Regions from separate parts of the Homo sapiens genome. Here region 1 is linked to region 2. A link is a loop called in an ENCODE intact Hi-C map of the cell type or tissue named here. Cell type or tissue: natural killer cell. All regions are shown on one strand.

The links. A loop is a pair of places that touch in the nucleus more often than their neighbours do. Peaks named below come from ENCODE experiments on the same cell type or tissue, not always from the same donor. Only the 100,000 strongest peaks of a DNase experiment are listed, where the experiment ranks them.
Region 1: a loop joins it to region 2, with 8 times the contacts of the local background. A loop is called at or near these places in 5 of 110 quality-filtered maps.

Annotation. Positions count from the first base shown.
Region 1 is chr15:85,644,698-85,649,697 of GRCh38, reverse strand. AKAP13 (A-kinase anchoring protein 13) reads right to left here. Exons shown (of 37, transcript NM_007200.5): 10 at 3,744-3,880. Among named protein-coding and RNA genes, the nearest start is that of LINC02883, 110 kb to the left of the region's middle. In natural killer cell, no CTCF peak of the experiment used is centred here; DNase peaks (open chromatin) are centred at 127, 2,917 and 4,747; H3K27ac peaks cover 4,058 bases.
Region 2 is chr15:85,699,855-85,704,854 of GRCh38, reverse strand. The region is part of intron 17 of AKAP13 (A-kinase anchoring protein 13); the gene reads right to left. Among named protein-coding and RNA genes, the nearest start is that of LINC02883, 56 kb to the left of the region's middle. RefSeq lists a silencer at 1-3. In natural killer cell, no CTCF peak of the experiment used is centred here; DNase peaks (open chromatin) are centred at 604, 1,414 and 2,424; H3K4me3 peaks cover 400 bases; H3K27ac peaks cover 3,679 bases.

The sequences.
Region 1 (5,000 bases), 55 kb after region 2:
AACACTCACTAAAGAGTCATTTACCAGGAGGCATACTGAATGGAAAGACAGGGTTAAGGTGAAAAGGTCACGACAAACGTTACGGGCTGTTAAAGACCTCTGTGAGGCCAGAGACACAAATGGCTGCAGGAAGTGACCTCATGTACCACTCATGGTTCACAGAAAAAGATGTTGCAATGTCTCGCCTACAGATTATTTTTTAGAGATGGAGAAGAGGGTTAGAACCTGGGAACAAACTGCAAGACATTCTGATATTTTGCATAGCACACTCTGGGGGTGACCACTGAGGAAGACTTTTAAGGAAGCAGCTGATGGCCTATCTGCCAGTGCCACGCTTTTATTTAATCACTGGCTATTAGAGCAGGTTTGGGGAGGTTGAGAGTAAAATAAAAAATGAACAGATTTTAGAGTCAGGCCTAGATGCAAACCTCAAGTTGGCTGCTCACCCACTAAGTAATTCTGGATACATTTCTTTACCTATCAGTGCCTCTATTTCCTCAAGAGCATAAAACCACCCACTTGTCAGGGTTGCTGGGCAGACAAATTGAGATCAAATATTTTAAAAATTTAGTTCAGTACCTACTGTACAGTAAGTATCCTGTCAATATTAGTCTCTCTCCTTTTTGTAAGTCAGCCCTTGGTTTTATTAATGCTAGAGCAAACATTTATTGCAAAGCCTCTCCTGGTCACAGGCTACTTTGGTACAGCAAAAACACTAAGAGAAAAATCCTCCCCATCTCTTCTCAGGCCATGCAGACATTCTCAAGCATGCATGAGGAGGTGAAAGTGAAGCTACCATTTCTGGTTTTCCCTAAGCAGTCTAGTATAAAATGTAGGTGTTATTTATTTATTTATTTTTGAGACAGGGTCTTGCTCTGTCGCCCAGGCTGGAGTGCAGTGGTGCCATCACGGCTCACTGCAGCGTTAACCTCCTACACTTAAGTGATCTTCCCACCTCAGCCTCCTGAATAGCTGGGACCACAGGTGTGCACCACCATGTCTGGCTAATTTTGGTATTTTTTGTAGAGACAAGGTCCCATTATATTGGCCCAGGCTGATCTCAAACTCCTTGACTCAAGTGATCCTCCTGCCTTAGCCTCCCAAAATGCTAAGATCCACCACGCCTGGCCTCCTTCAACTTTTAAAAATTATATGTCTAATATTCTTGAAAAAAAAAATCTTCCAAATCTAGCACAGGCCATTTATATGAGCAATTTTGTAAATGGTTCTGGGAAAATAAGACGGCGAAATATAGAAAATTCTAATTCTCCTTAGCTAAGAAAACCATTCAATTAAGTGACCAGAAGTAACTCTGAGTCTGCAGAGATGGTAACATCCAGGCACAAGCTGTCATGCACCTAGGAGGTTGCAAGGAAGTATTTCTTAACAAAGACACTTCCATTTTTAAAAAACTTTTTACGTTAAAATTTTCAAACATATATAAATGTTTAACAAATCTCTGTATATCCATGACCTAGTTTCAATGATTATCAATGATCCCATTTTAAAGCTGGAACTTAGAGATACTATCTAATCTGTTTATCTCAGTATGTTTTTAGCGACACATATCTTCAGAATGGTATTCCCCTTGCGGGGAACAGAATTCCTTACAATTAAAACCTCGAAAGTCGCAGTGGAAATTACCTAAATTCTGATATTATTAAAAAAAAAATAAAATAACATAAAACTATTGATTTCTCTTTTCCTAAGTAAAGAGAAAGGCAGATCTTCTAAATGTGGAGTTTTTTTTGTTTTGTTTTTTGTTTTTTTGAGATGGAGTCTCGCTCTGTCGCCCAGGCTGGAGTGCAGTGGCACAATCTCGGCTCACTGCAAGCTCCGCCTCCCGGGTTCACGCCATTCTCCTGCCTCAGCCTCCCGAGTAGCTGGGACTACAGGTGCCCGCCACCACTATTTTTAGTAGAGATGGGGTTTCACCGTGTTAGCCAGGATGGTCTCGATCTCCTGACCTCATGATCAGCCCGCCTCAGCCTCCCAAAGTACTGGGATTACAGGCGTGAGCCATTGCGCCCGGTCCTAAATGTGGAGTTTTTACTTCATAGAATTTTTTGTCAAGTCACTATGAGTGACAATGATAGAAATCCTTAAGTTTGCATCATATTAAATAAGTCTTTCCAAAGACCTTGGGAAGACAATGAGTTCAAAAAAAAAAAAGTCAGGGAAGGCCAAAAATGAAAGGAAGGCACACAGGGTACATTCACAGAGGCACTGATATGCTCCTGATTCCCAAATCTTTAGGTCTCTTTTCTTGTAACTTCTATTTTATTTTATTTTTACTTTTGAGATGGAGTTTCACTCCTGTTGCCCAGGCTGCAGTGCAGTGGTGTGATCTCAGCTCACTTCAGCCTTCACCTCCTGGGTTCAAGCAATTCTCCTGCTTCAGCCTCCAGAGTAGCTGAGGTTACAGGCACGCGCCACCATGCCCAGCTAATTTTTTTGTATTTTTAGTAGAGACGGGTTTTCACCATTTCCAGGCTGGTCTCGAACTCCTGACCTCAAGTGATCTACCCGCCTTGGCCTCCCAAAGTGCTGGGATTACATGCATGAGCCACCACACCCGGCCTATTCTTGTAACTTCTACACAGCATCATTCACCATCTTGGACAACCTAATCACCCACTAACACAACTGCTCTCACCACTTCTCCGAGCTCATTATAAAACTAGAAGGAACCGTGTTGGTAGATGCAACAGTGTTTCCGCCTCTTCACCTCCTTACCATTAAGAAAACCACTTGTGGCATATAATTGAGTAGCATTTGCCATCTCTGCTGTGGGGAAAGCCCTCTATTCTTCTCAGGTGAGCAAAACAGAACTTGCTGCCACTAGAAACAAATATAAGCAAAAGAAAGCAAACTACCCCCATTCCCCACCTCCCTTAGGCAGCCTCCAATTATATGCAAATGTGAGCTGATTCATGTGGAAGGGCTCTATTGCAGAGATCTAGAAAGTTCCAATTAGGCAGGCTAGATGAGGATGAGTGATATGACCACACTCAGCAGGAAGCTTCAGGCCTAAACACATTAACCAGAAATGACTCTACAGCTGGTTTATAAATATGACATCATATAGTCTGAGCTGCGGTCCTTGCTGCCCACTGAGAAGTGTTCACTGTCATCTGACTTAATTAATTCTAAAGGAACTTCCATTTCTTCTGACTCCCAAGTGAGCTTCAAAATCTGTATTTAACTGGCCACAATTTCACATTAAATAACTTTGGCCAATGCTTTTTTCTTTCCCTTTTTTTTGTTTTTGGAGACAGAGTCTCGCTCTGCCACCCAGGCTAGAGTTTAGTGGCGCGAACTTGACTCACTGCAACCTCCACCTCCTGGGTTCAAGTGAGCACGTCCAGCTAATTTTTATATTTTTAGTAGAGATGGGGTTTCACCATGTTGGCCAGGCTGGTCTCGAACTCCTGACCTCAAGGGGTCCGCCCACCTCAGCCTCCCAAAGTGTTGGGATTACAGGCGTGAGCCACCATGCCCAGCCCAGTGCCTTTTTCTAAACCCTGGTAATCTGGCGCTTCCTTCTCCAAAGAACATTTACATGCCTCTCAGAGTGAGTGAGGCCCTACAAGGCTAGCTGGATCACAACTTACTAGCAGGAGTTACATATTTAGGGAAACAGGAGAGCACAAGAGGGGGAAAAAGTTGGAAAAGAGTTTGGGAAGCCCAAATAGGAACACAAAAGCCGTGTGACAAAAATGAAAGGAAGGTCCACACAGTACCTTTGGGAAGATGATGCTGTCCATGTCATCACTGGGTGAGTGAAAGAGGTCAGAATCACTCCCAGATTCTCTTTTAAGTACACCTTGTTTTGAGGTACACTCTCTGCCCAGTCCAACATCCAGGAAGTTCTCACATTCTGAAAAAGAGAATTTATTCACCAATATTGAAAAAAAAAAAACAAAAAAACCAAAAAACAAAAAGAACCACTTCCTTTTCACCCCAGCAACCAGTCTTTTAAATCTCTCTCTCACTCTTTTCTCTTCCTTCCCTCCTTATTTCTTTTTTTCAAAATTAAGAAGCTATAAAAGGACACAGTCAAATTAGTAGCTCTGCTACTCCAATTCTAGGTTGAAATAGCTCCTACAGGACAATCATGCATCTGCCACGTTTATATTAGGTACAGAAAGATAAAAGGATGATTTAGAAGCATATTCTACTTCTATTTAGATACCTGAATGGTAATGCTTTCCTCATGGTAGTGAGGGCATTTTTTTTCTTTTGTCTTCAAAATCCAAAGTCTTTTACTAGCAACTATGTGATGGGGTTTGTTTTAAACTTATAGGTTCTACTGAGTAATAACAGAAATATAATTTAACTTTTCTTACCATAAATAGCTCTTAAATTGGGGGCATAATATGCCAAAGTGGAAAAATTTATCATTTAGAATGTTTTCGGTTCAATAACTAGAACAGGGACCCTGGCAAGCTAGAGGGAGGGGTCTGTGACAGAAATACTACCTTTGTACATTGAGGAAGCCTAAAAACTTAGTAGCTTGAAATAAGCAAGGTATTCTCTCTTATTAACTTTGCTTTTCTGTTTTGTGTTGTTTATTTTGAGACAAGTTCTCGTTCTGTTGCTCAGGCTGTACTACGGTGACATGATCTCAGCTCACTTCAACCTCCACCTCCTGGGCTCAAGCAATCCTCACACCTTAGCCTCCCAAGTAGCTGAGAATGCAGGCACACGCCACCAAGTCCAGTTTATTTTTTGTAAAGATGGGGTTTTGGCATGTTGCCCAGGCTATTAACTTTGTAAACAAAAGTGACATGTGACTGGGTACCAACACGGTTAAAGAGATTTGTGGATGGTGAAACCAAGAACCCAAGTCCATTACTGAGTGGATATGAGCTTCCTTCAATAAGTTTTTGCAACTTCCGCCTCCTGGGTTCAAGCGATTCTCCTGCTTCAGCCTCTTGAGTAGCTGGGACTACAGGCACGTGCCACCATGCCTGGCTAATTTTTTTTTTTTTTTTTTT
Region 2 (5,000 bases):
GACTAAAATCTTACTCTCTGTTTGGGAAAACAGAAAATTACCAAGAACACAAGAATTGAAGACAAATCTAATACATTTTTAAGCTCTCTGCCACAAACCATACCATGTTGTTATGAAGATCAGAAAATAATTATCTGGCCTTTTATTTATTTATTTGATAGATTTCCTAATAGCAGTAGGCAATATGCTTTCATTTTTTAAAATTCTTCAAAAAGGTCTCAGCACAGTGGTTTATGGGAACAGAGCTGATCCCTAATCGGATTCCTCTGTACCTAAAACAAACAGTCCAGCCTTCAACTTCTTTCTTTGCTACAAGGAGGCATCAAACCAAAGAAAATGAAGTTAAACCCACATGACTGGAAACTATCATCTATCTATTGCTGTATCTTTTTTTTAACCCATGCCACCAACCACCACAGATCTTTGGCGAATGGTTATATACTATGTGTTTTTTATCTTTCGGAAGAAAAATAAAACAAACCATTAGCGAGGCTAACTTAAGAAAATCAACTTTATACAATGATAAGAGGAGTGGCCATGCCAAACTGAAATGAAATGACAGAATATCAAAGGACTGCCTACACAGAAACGAGCCACCTTTGGGAGCTGAGTCATATGCAGCCAAGGCTCTGACAAAAAAGGTCTTCCAGTACTTCAGTTCATTGATCATCACTTGGGAATAGGCTGAAGACTTCTGACTGTTCTGCCTACAGATGTGAGCAGCAAAATCTAACTGGGAAAAATGACCTGATTCTTCTCCAGGACACAAGTTGAGGAATTACCTTTAAGGATAGAAATGCACAACTTTCTCCTATCATTTCAACTCTAACCAAGAAAATGAAAATAAAACAAAAAACAGTTAAATATGAGCAAATTTAGAAATGCATGCTACAAAATTCTTTCTGCAACTTTAAACTTCTTGTTTAAAATCTTTAACAGAGACCCTGTCTCTCAAAAAAAAATTATTAAATATATGTGTGTGTATATATATATATATATATTTTTTTTTTTTGAGATGGAGTCTTGCTCTGTCACCCAAGCTGGAGTGCAGTGGTACGATCTTGGCTCACTGCAACCTCTGCCTCCTGGGTTCAGGTGATTCTGCTGTCTCAGCCTCCTGAGTAGCTGGGATTACCGGTCCATGCCACTACGCCTGACTAATTTTTTGTATTTTTAGTGGAGATGGTATTTCGCCATGTTGGCCAGGCTGGTCTCAAACTCCTAACCTCAGGTGATCCACCCGCCTCAGCCTTCCAAAGTGCTGGGATCACAGGCGTGAGCCACGGCACCTGGCCAATAAATAAAATCTTTGGGGGATTTGAGACATCGCCCTATCTGGACTAAGAGTGCTTATATGCAAAAGGCATGTGAGATGTTCTTGGTAGCTGGTGTAATAACCACAGTGCTGATGTACAGAACAAGAAGAAAGCCACAAAAAAGAGCCAAATCATCTCAGCTGAAGTAGCCCCAGCAGCAGTTTTCGTAACAACACTGGTAAACAAAAATGAAATAAAATGAAAGTATTCTGCTTAAAAAAGAATTGCCTTTATTGCTTAGGGTCTTTTTTTACCTTCCTTTTCCCTAAGTAATAAACTTCCTTCCTTTAATCAACTATATGTATTTTATTCTCTCATATAAGCAATGAACTATAAATGCCAGAAAACTGTCTAGAGGGCAACTTTTCTGATGAAATCAGAAGTAAAATCTAACCATCACACACATTCTAAATTCTTATGTTTCCTACTTAGATTGCAGCTGGTTTACTTGTTTATTTTTTATGTAAAAGAAACAACCTACCACAAAAGTACTGAAATGCTGCTAGCACAACAGAAAATAAATCAGCAATAATCTCAGTATCATTTTACATCTGTTTAAAGCAAGCAAAACAGAACCACTGGCAAGACCCCAAAACCTGAACATAACAAATTCCTTATTCTGAAAGACCCCACTAAGTCACTAAGCTTTTCAAAGAACAAATTATTTGTGGCAGCTGGAAAGAACAGCTGACTATTCAAGGACAGCTTTACATAATAGAGAAATAAGAGTTGAAAAGACATTCCTCTATTAACCCTGTTAAAGTCACCTAATCCTAAAGCAAGAGTAGCGTTTTGGCTGAGATAAAAAGTCCCAGTTTCTTGTATAAACCATCATAACATATCATCATGATGGACTATATGGCTGATCTTTCTAACCACAAGTCAAAGGTGACTATGCAGTGCTGAGGGTATGAAGCTCTATCCAGGGGTCAGCCAAACAGGGTTACACTTAACCACAATGGGAAGCCACTGTCTCCTAAGAGCACAAAGGTTTCCTAGGAGGTAAACGACTAACTGCATGGATGCTACATTTCCTACGACTCCTGGGAAGATCCTGGACATGAGACGCGATGGAGGGAAGTGACGAAAGATTCTGCGTCCCCAAATTACTCATATTTTCTACTTCCTGCCAAGATAACACATGGGACTTCCTACATACAAACATTCAGCTTCTTCAGGAAGCTGAAGATAATCAGCCCATTACTTTGGTTCCTTTGAGAAGATGACTACATACTATTTTGTTGCTTTCAATCCTTTTCACTCCTTTTGTGTGTGTGTGTGTGTGTGTGTGTGTGTGTGAGTCTTGCTCTGTCACCCAGGCTGAAGTGCAATGGCGCGATCTTTGGCTGACTGTAACCTCCGCCTCCCGGGTTCGAGCAGTTCTCCTGCCTCAGCCTCCCAAGTAGCTGGGGATTACAAGCGCCCACCATCATGCCCAGCTAATTTTTTGTATTTTTAGTAGAGACGGGGTTTCACCATGTTGGTCAGGCTGGTCTTGAACGCCTGATCTCGTGATCCACCTGCCTTGCCCTCCTAAAGTGCTGGGATTACAGGCGTGAGCCACCGTGCCTGGCCTACCCCCTTCTTTTTATAAGAGGCAGGCTGCAGACTGTCTTACATAAACCTTAATGCTATCACCAGATGTTGAGACTATTTCTACATTACTTCTGGAGTAGGGTGGTATGCAAATTAAAGAATGTATTTTTGAAACTTAGTGCATATTAGGGTAACAGTCAAGCCCAACTTAAACTATTCCTTTTTGCTGTCTGATACTTTTCAGTTTAAACCTCAAATATAGCCAGGCATGGTGGCTCACGCCTGTAATCCCAACACTTTGGGAGCCTGAGGAGGGTGGATCACCTGAGTCAGGAGTTCAAGACCAGCCTGGCCAATATGGTGAAACCCCAACTCTAATAAAAATACAAAAAAAAATTAGCCAGGTGTGGTGGCGTGTTCCTGTAGTCCCAGCTACTTGGGAGACTGAGGCAGAAGAATCGCTTGAACCTGGGAGGAGGAGGTTGCAGTGAGCCGAGATTGCGCCACTGTACTCCAGCCTAGGTGACAGAGTGAGACGCCGTCTCAAACAAACAAAAAACAAAAAAAACCCCTCAAATATGTTAACTCTTTTTCCTGGTTTTTGCTGAGCAGGTAGAACTAAGATAATCTCTGATATTTGATTAGATCAAGCCATTACCAAAAATCAAAGAACAACTAGCAAAGGTTATTATGACCCCTGTCCCCACCGACAGACTTCCCAAACAGAAAAGACTTTAGTCTAGTGATAACACACTGGACTTCATGAAATAACGTGCCTCCAGAAAAAGCAAATTCCTTGGGTGACTTCATATTAAAAAAAGTCCCATTCCACTTATAAACACTATTAGCACAGAACCAGTAGCCAATCCACTATTTCACTGGTTTTCCAAAATACTAGAAAAACTCTAAAAAGTCTTATATGAAATATTAATATACTGTGTTCAGATATGTAAAACAGTACAGATTTATTTTGAGTTGCAATTTTAATATTTACTTTCAAAGTTAATGAGAACAATGAAGCAGCTGTGATGAACTAAAAACGTGAGGTCAGAGGTGCATGACATTCGCAATTCACTTACCTACCACAACCTCTAATTTCTTTATTTAATTTTGAGTACATGACACAGAGAACATCTTAACGTTCTTCATGTAGATAAATAACCAATATTAGCAGTTTTTTTTTAATGGCTTGCCTTGCAATCACAGTATAATCTTCAATTAATTAGAGATGGAAGGAAAAATACAAATGAATAGGTAGGCTGATAGCTAAAGCTGATATGTTGATGTTAAAATTTGGGAATTATACCTTTAAGAAGGTACGTTTTTATGTAGTTTTAAATATACACAAATTCAGAAATCTGTGGAGCTTCCAAACACCTGACATCCTGAAAGCTACCGCCCTATCCATTAAACTAATTACTACACAGAAGTGTGGCTGAGAATCTCAGACCCTCAAACCTTTCCTACAGTTTTCCCCAGTCAATACCAAACCCTACACAAGTGATTCTCCACGGGTACCTCTGGCATCGTTGGGCAATGGAAGTCTCCAAGAGGTAACCCAGATCTTGCTCTCCAGAGGCGGTTCTAGCACATACGACACTGATAGCATAAGGAGTCTAATAACTTGTGGTGTCCTAGCTATGTGTGCTTCATCATCCAGGGAGTCCAGTAAAAGAGAATTTCTATCATGTTTAACAGGAAGACATATCAAGAAAGCAAAAATGGGCTTAGGATGCCTGTGCATTCTCCTACATTAACTGAATATTTCTGCTATCTGATAAATTTATTATATGCCAGTTACAGGTTTAATTCTGAGTGATAGTCTAATGTAGACAAAGACTTAATATAGCCAAAGAGGGCAAATTTCAACTATTTGTAACCTAGAAATAATGTATATACACAAGTCAATGGCAATACAAGGCTAAATATACACTGGCATATATTAGACAACTTCTTTTAGCCTGAACTTAAAATTGCAAAATTATCTGGAGCTAGTCATGGAAAGGTACAGCCACTCATTATAACCATAAGCCAACGGTTCTTAAATCTATTGTCCTCTATAGCACAAGATTCTTTGGGTCTTCAAAAAGACTGTCTATAACTTTCAACCTTAAATCTCCTGATAATGTTTCACATCACAATCCAGAA